2 separate regions of the Mus musculus genome follow, and region 1 is linked to region 2. Evidence: chromatin contacts called from ENCODE POLR2A ChIA-PET data. All regions are on one chromosome and are shown on one strand. Each heading gives the region's core, a stretch centred on a gene start or an enhancer-like site at or near the end of the contact. The rest is flanking DNA. Distances are from core to core; before and after follow the strand shown.

Evidence for each region. ChIA-PET counts read pairs that join two places held with the same protein, here RNA polymerase II (POLR2A).
Region 1: POLR2A ChIA-PET joins it to region 2 with 10 read pairs in Patski. The contact joins the promoter of Snx5 here to the enhancer-like site in region 2. POLR2A ChIA-PET finds 5 or more read pairs at or near these places in 2 of 5 experiments (Patski and embryonic stem cell).

The regions. Positions count from the first base shown.
Region 1 is chr2:144,269,159-144,272,895 of GRCm38, forward strand. It overlaps Snx5 (sorting nexin 5), which reads right to left and starts at 1,744. Exons shown (of 14, transcript NM_001199188.1): 1 at 1,543-1,744; 2 at 1,219-1,301. The coding sequence starts at 1,269. Mgme1 (mitochondrial genome maintenance exonuclease 1) reads left to right here and starts at 1,746. Exons shown (of 5, transcript NM_028984.5): 1 at 1,746-1,914; 2 at 2,757-3,326. The coding sequence starts at 2,822.
Region 2 is chr2:144,162,236-144,165,980 of GRCm38, forward strand. All of the region lies in intron 2 of Banf2os (a long non-coding RNA gene), which reads right to left. Among named protein-coding and RNA genes, the nearest start is that of Gm5535, 25 kb to the right of the region's middle. Within about 2 kb of position 1,941, at least 1 of the 3 ENCODE cell types and tissues checked has a DNase peak (open chromatin) inside an H3K27ac peak, as active enhancers do.

The sequences.
Region 1 (3,737 bases), core at 494-2,993, 110 kb after region 2:
ATCATCTCCAATTTTGCTTATCAGAGTGATGGTGAACTCATTTTTTTAAAAATTCTATTAGCAGTTAATAAAGACGATCAAGTCATTTTACATAAATGATTCTGCTCCGTACCAAAAAAGGAGGAAAAAAAGAGCCACCAGGGCCTCTCCTGCCCCTAGTACCTATTATATATGCCAGGGGAGAGAAACTAATTCTTCTAATGTAAAAGAAATAAAACACCTCGCACAAAGCTCTATTTCAATACAATACCCTTGTTGGAACAATCCAACTGGTTGGTGCGCCAGAGACCGGTATTTACTTACTAGATAAAAAGTTTGCGCCGGACGTGGTGGCGTATGCCTTTAATCCCAGCACTTGGGAGACGGATTTCTGAGTTCGAGGCCAGCCTGGTCTACAAAGTGAGTTCCAGGACAGCCGGGGATATACAGAGAAACTGTCTCGAAAAACAAAAACAAAAACAAAAAAAAAAATGTTTGCCCATTCAAAGGTACTTAAAATGAAATCTTAATTCAGCTCTTATTAAAATCTAAGAGCTCCCATATTACTGACGATTTTGTCCACAAAACTGACTCATAACCTACCTGTGCGGTGGAAAATTCAAGTTTAAAGAGCCAATAAAAGTAGAATCCTTTATTGCCCGTATAGCAATCCCTGTTTATTGCATTAGTCCTCAAGATATTTGCAGCCCGAGGGTTATATCAACACACAGGATTTACTAAAAATTACAACTCCCACGAGGACACATTTAGCGTTCCCAAGTTGCAAAAACCATGCTACATACAGATACTCGTTAGAAATCTCCCCACTATTTTAAACGAAAAGGCCATTTTCTTAAAAGGAGATAGGAATAGCAAACGAAACTTTGATCCACTTTCCAATTACCATGTAGTCGATTTAAGTTTTAGGAGCAAAAGAAAAAAGAAAAAAAAAAAAACCACGCTCCTAAGGGCTTCAGAGGATTAGCCTCAGTCGAATGACTGGCAGAGCGTCGGTCAGCTTCCCACCGAGAGCTCAAGAAGTGGGGTCCCACTTGTCTGGGTCTCCTTGGTCAGAGAATGAGCGTGCAGAGACACCCCGTTGGAAAGCCATCTCTAAAGGGGTGGTTGAGGGAAAACCTCGGGATCTTGCTGGGGTCCGAGCCCCAGAGAAGATCCACCCAGCCCAAGGAGGCCGGCGGGAACCTCCAGCCCAGGTAGCGAGCGAGGAAGGGATCTCACCTTGCTGCGGTCCTCCTCCTGCTGCTCCAGCAACTCGGGAACCGCGGCCATGGCGACGCGGGCCTCGAGCAGGGGCCGTGTGGCTGTGCGAGGAAAGAAGAGGCTGGGCCGCCGCCGGGGCGCCTTTCAGGGGCGGCCGCGGCCCCGCCTCCGCCGGCCTCCTTGCCGGACGGCGGCTGGAGGCCGCGGGACTCCGCCACCATCCCAGCAGCCCCGGGCGCAGGCCAGCGAGCGGCACGCCACGTGCTCCCCCAGTGCGGCCTCCCCCGTCCCCGCGGCCGTCCATCTTGGAGCCGGGCAATAGAAGCTACGCGGGGAGCCTACCCTCGCTCCGCGCCACGCGGACACCAGCACCGGAGGGCCGCGACGGGAACGCGGGCTCCGAACCCTCCGCCGGCGAGGCACGCCTCGAGAAAGGACGCGCACCGCGGCCCGGGCAATTTATGGCTCAGCCAGAGTCCAAGATGGCGAGCGGCGGTGACGTGCGCGAGATCTCGTGAGCGCGACAACGCGCGGCTTGACGGCGCCCGCGCTTCTGCTTCGGGGGCGTGGAGGGGATGGCGCCTCACAGGTGCGACGGGAACGCCGTAGTGCATGCTGGGGCCGCCTCGCTTTGGGAAAGCGCGGGACCGATGAAAGTACGGGTCCCGAGAGGGTTGTTTGCGGGCTGGGTGTTACAGCGTGGTGGCATCTCAGGTACAGCTAGAACCCTGCCGCTGACCGACCTTCTATTTAAATACTCTCTTCCCTATCCAAACTCGGGCACGAAGGGCCACGCTTGTCCTGTCGCAGCCATGGGAGACACCTGCAGAGATCATTTTCTGGAATTAACGTTGGATGGGCTGTGCAGACCCACTTGCGACATGTCCCGAGTCTGGACCACGAGGTCACAGTAGCACCCACTTTTTAAAGGGCGGCGTGAGGAATAGATGAGCGATGCCCATACAGAATATTTAGTAAGAGTTTGGTATGTAGATGTAGGTGTTTAACTGTTAATTAAGACTTGTGAATTTGTTGGGGGGGGGCAGATTGTAGTTGTTTTGTTTCTAGAGACAAAGCCAAGCTAACCCAAAATCTCAATTTCATACTGCCTCAGCCACCCAAGTAACTTAAGTTTCCTGGTCTATGCCTCCAGGCCTTGTCACATTCAGATTTAAGGTGTCATATCCGAAACGGCCAACACATTAACATTGAACAAAAGCCACTTACAATTTTCATGAATCTTACTTGGGAATGATTTTCTCTTTTTTTTTGGAAACGTCAAAAGTTTAGTGTATGCACTTTTAATGTTCTTGTGGGTTTTTTTGTTTTTGTTTTTTGGTTTTTTGAGTCAGGGTTTCTCTGTGTAGCCCTGGCTGTCCTGGAACTCACTTTGTAGACCAGGCTGGCCTCTAACTCAGAAATCCACCTGCCTCTGCCTCCCAAGTGCTGGGATCAAAGGCGTGCGCCACCACACCCGGCTCTTGTGTGATTTTCAATTTGATGGTTTTAATATAGAAAATGTCTTAAACCTAACACCACTTTTTTTTTTTTTTCAGATACGAACAGAACACACTTTTAAACTTTCCAGACTAGAGAAAAGTTAGAGGGGCGAAGTCTAAAAATGAAACTGCCTCTGACCTTCTGCAGGCTGCTTAGCAGGTTAAACAGATTTTCTGTAAAAGCAAGCCCTCCTGTGAGTTTCTCCACTTTCTCTTATTTGTGTAGCCAGAAGAAGAAAAACTCTTACGAAGCAGTAGACCAAGCGAAGTACTCTCGTTTAGTACGCTCTGTCTTGTCCAGAGGCCCGGCCCAGACTCCAGAGTCGTTGTTCAAGGAAGATGATGTACTGTATGGACCAGTGAGTAAGCATAAGGCTGCAGAGCCGGAGCCACAGGCCAGAGTCCCACAACACTGCTTTCCTATCTTCAATGAAGAGAGAACCGGGAAACCACACACAGATGCTTCTTCAAGCCCTTTGAAGATCCCTTTGCAAAGGAACTCGATACCCAGTGTGACCCGCATCCTTCAGCAGACCATGCCACCTGAACAGAGCTTCTTTTTGGAGAGGTGGAAAGAGCGGATGGTTCTGGAGCTGGGAGAAGACGGGTTTGCAGAATATACTTCAAGTAATTATCTTGCTTCTGGTTATGTGTGGTCACTGGTTTTTAGGAGATAGAGCATTCCTGTCAGAAGAATGGAGCTTAAAAAAAAATCTTACTGAGGAAGTACTTTCAAATAGCATTTCATGTCTGCTAATTTGCTTAATCTTCGTAGATACTATTAACTGTAGTTCACACTTAAAGAAATGGAAATAACAGAGATCAAATTATTTGACAAACTTGCATAATTTATAAACAACCTATCAATTCTTTTCCATCTCTTGACAAAAGTCTAGGGTTTTTTTGGTTGGTTGGTTGGTTTTTGGTTTTTCGAGACAGGGTTCTCTGTTTAGCCCTGGCTGACCTGGAACTCACTCTGTAGACCAGGCTGGCCTCGAACTCAGAAGTCCGTCTGCCTCTGTCTCCCAAGTGCTGAGA
Region 2 (3,745 bases), core at 691-3,190:
TCCTTTGGGCTCTCTGCTCTCCTACCTGACCCCTATCTCTGCATGGCAACCCTCCATAGAATTGGAACTGTTCACAAATATCTTCTCACTCTTCCTCAACTATTTGGCAGCCACTGTGTGTCTGGCCCTGACCCATCCCAGACTCAGTAAATTCTAGACAACTTGTCCCGATGGCTGACACAGCTAAACTGAAGTCGTTTCATAAGGGAAGTTTGGATCCAGAAAGGATCCGTTATCCTGGTACTAGGAACACAGATGCAGGCTGGTGGGTACAAGGCTTGAAACCCCAAGGGGACCCAGATGAAAATAAACTGGATCTACAGAGATGGACAGACAAGAGATCTGAAGGAAATGGGTACCACGGTCCGAGTCAGGCTTCTGATGCTTGTTTCCAAAAGCATCCTGACATTTGCCAAGATTCTCAAACTGTAACTGTGGCCTTTGGAAGTCCGAGGGGAGTGCAGTGGGGACAGGGGCTGGTTCTCGGTGGCTGGTGAGAGCTGAGAGCAGGAGAGCAAGTGGAGAGGGCAGGGGATGACTAATATAAGCAAGGAAGCCTGTTGCCAGAAAGAACTAGAAACTCTTCCCCACCTGGGCTACATGCAACAACCACAACAGCAGAAGCTCCAAAACAGACAAACATGGCGGAAGCAGGTGCTATGCAAATGACTTGTAAAGGGACCTGAGATCCTGGCCTGGTGTTCTGGAGTGTATGCCAGTTGGTAGCTCATTCTTGGGAGTCCTTTTCTCTTTCTTAATAAATGGTGTCTATTTTTATTACCTCCGTGTTCTGGTTTGGTTCTTGTTGTTGCTTTTGTTTTGGTTTTGCGTTGTCCTGGGTCACAAGACCCTGGAAATCTCAGTAGTTTTACACCCCAGCCTGGACTCAGATCTGCACCATACAGTACGGTGTGTCCCTGGAGTCAAACGCTTCTCCTGGAAAATGTCTTGTCATCAGCATGAATGTCCCTTGCTGCTTCCCCAGACTATTGGTCACCAATGTCATGACATAATATACCCACCATGCAGTTTCATCTCCCTCAAGAGCCTTCCTTCCAACTGATTAGAGGGGCCAAGCTGTGGGCTGCATAGGGAGATGGAAAGCCATGGCCTAAGTCAGCTGAGTTGGGCCAAATCTCTCGGGGGGGCGGGGGGGGGATCTAAATATCATCTCTTCCTTTTTGTTTCTTTCTTCCTTCCTTTCTTTCTTTCATTTTCTTTTTCTTTTTTTTGAGACAGGTAACCCCAGTGCAGAGCTGAAGAAGCTAGGCTTGGAAACACTAATACAAGGCCCTGTGCCACAATCACTTGTAATGTCCAAGCCTCAGAAATCCAAACACTGGGGTCTTCTGCCGTCCCTGGCAGCTTTTACATCAAGAATTCATGTGGTAAACCAGACAGCAGCCTATGAGTAAGAATAACAGACCCATCACACTAAGGTGTCTCCACGACAGGCTGAGGGAGCAGGTCTCAAGGGCAGTATGTGATGAGGGAGGTGTCCCAAGAAGAAGTAGAGAAGAAGACAGGAGAGAGAGAGGGGCCATTGAAGAGTGATTTATGGAGCTGGTCCTGCTGGGGTAGGGTGGAGGAGAGAAGATGCTGCAAAGAAGAAACAGACAGACGGGTAGCACACTAGAGCTGCCCCTAGCAACCAGAAGGGAGTTGGATGCTCAGCTGCCACCCCTAAGCCAGAAGCCCTGGTCTATCTGGTATCCAGGGTCTCAGGCTAGAGTCATTTGGGAAAGCTTTGTGGGGGTGTGTGTGGGGGGTGCTTTTTGTTTGTTTTTAGTCACAATTCCTGTGAGCTTACATTGTGAGACTGGGCCAACCTGTGCTGGGGACTGCTAAACGACGGCCACATGCCTCGCTGTGTGGGAAACCCTGCTCTTCCTGATCTCTCAGATCCCTCAAGTCCCTCTGAGCCTACAGGTTCAAGGTCCCCCTGCACAAGTTCAGCTGTGGATGGAAACCCTGAGAAAAACACCCATGGAGCTAGAGACAAACACATTTGTCTGCCGGCCGGCCGGGGCTGCAGCTGGTGGAGGCTTGAGGAATGAATTCTTTTGGCTTTAATTCAGCTGTTTGTGCTCCCGTGACACAAACTGAGCTCAACCCACATTTTCCTTAGAAAGAAAGGAGAGGCGGTGCGTAGAGGCATCAAGCATATTTTCGGAGGTTTAATTTCCTTCCAGTGTCCTTAAGAAATCCCCCCCACCCCCTAAAGCTTATGCTGCCTCAACCCCAGCCCTAACGGTAGCATCAAAGACTTTTAAATTGAGACCCAGGGTGAGTTAGCTAAAGTAAATAAAACCAGAGAAGGAGGGAAATTAAAAGACAGTATCAGAGAAACCACGTCTTCACCAAAAAGCAAAAAGGAAGGAAGCTGGTTAGGGGAGGAGACCTGGAGAGGGAAGAATACCAAATTCCAAGAGTTTAAATGCAAGGAACGAAGGAATTAGCACTGACAGATTTAGCAAATAAAAATGCCCAGTGCCTGGTTCGATTTGTATTTTAAACGACGAATAATTTTTATTGTCTGCCATGCATTATTTCAGACACTCTTTCATCAAATATTTCATACAATAAATTTATGATAAAACGTAATTTATTGCCCATCTTAAAGTCAAATTTAATTGGGCACCCTTAATTGTACGTTAAAAATTATCAGCTAGTTTAAACACCTTTTAGACTGGTCAGCTTTGCTTCCCTGGGGATCTTGCTGGTCGTTTATACAGATGTCCCCTGCCTTTGTGGGTATATTTGTCCTTTGGGAATTTACAACAGAGAGGAACTCCCCAGAGAAGCTGAAAGTGGAATACAAAGACCAGACTGCTAGAGGAGGTCCAGGCATGGAGGTTAAGTGGAGCCAGTATCCTTGAGCCTCCCCATCACCGCAATCTGGCCACAGGAGCGGCCCTGCTCAGCTAGAGGGATTCCAGCCCGGGCCCCTCCCCGCGGTGAGCTAAGGATTTAGGGATGACTACAGGAGGGTGGAGAGCTGCCACGTTCCAGTCCTGGAGGAGCGCGCAGAAGGGACTTCACACACACACACTCACACACACACACACACACACACACACACACACACACACACACACACACACCTGTACACACCCCTAAGATGCTGTGATCTCTTCGCTTCCTTCTGCCCTGTATTTTCCTTCCCAGGCCCTGTCCTCCGTTCTGTCTCCCCACTTCCCGTCCCTCCAAATAAGGAAGCAGAGCTTTGCGGACGCCTGGCGAAGATGCCAGGTCTGGTCCCCGCCCCCAGGCCGAATCCAGCTGCCAGCGAGGCAGCTGGGGGTGGTGGAATGGGGTGGGGGAGTGGACCCCGCAGGCCCGGTCGCGATCTAACCCAGCGGCTCAGGATGCAGCGGGGGCCCTGGGTGCACAATGGCACCTGCGGGACAACTGCGTCAAGGTCGAGGTGAGAACCAGGCTCTCAGGGCTGCCCGGAACGTTTCACTCTTCGCTCGGCGGGGCTCTGCAAAGGCGGAAGATGACGTGGCGAATCGAGGAAGCGCCACATCTCAGATCCAGACGTTCCACTCCCAGGAACTGACCCAAAGGAAATAATCCAGTCCAAGAAAGAGAGAATATCCGGGAATAAAGCAACTCGTGGGAAATGGTTTAACGAACCTCTGCATATCAGTGCTATGGAATGCTCTTTTATTTCGTGCAGCATTTAGGTGATCGCTTGTCAGGACCCTCTCAGTATCTGGGGACACTGAGAGGGTAGAACCCA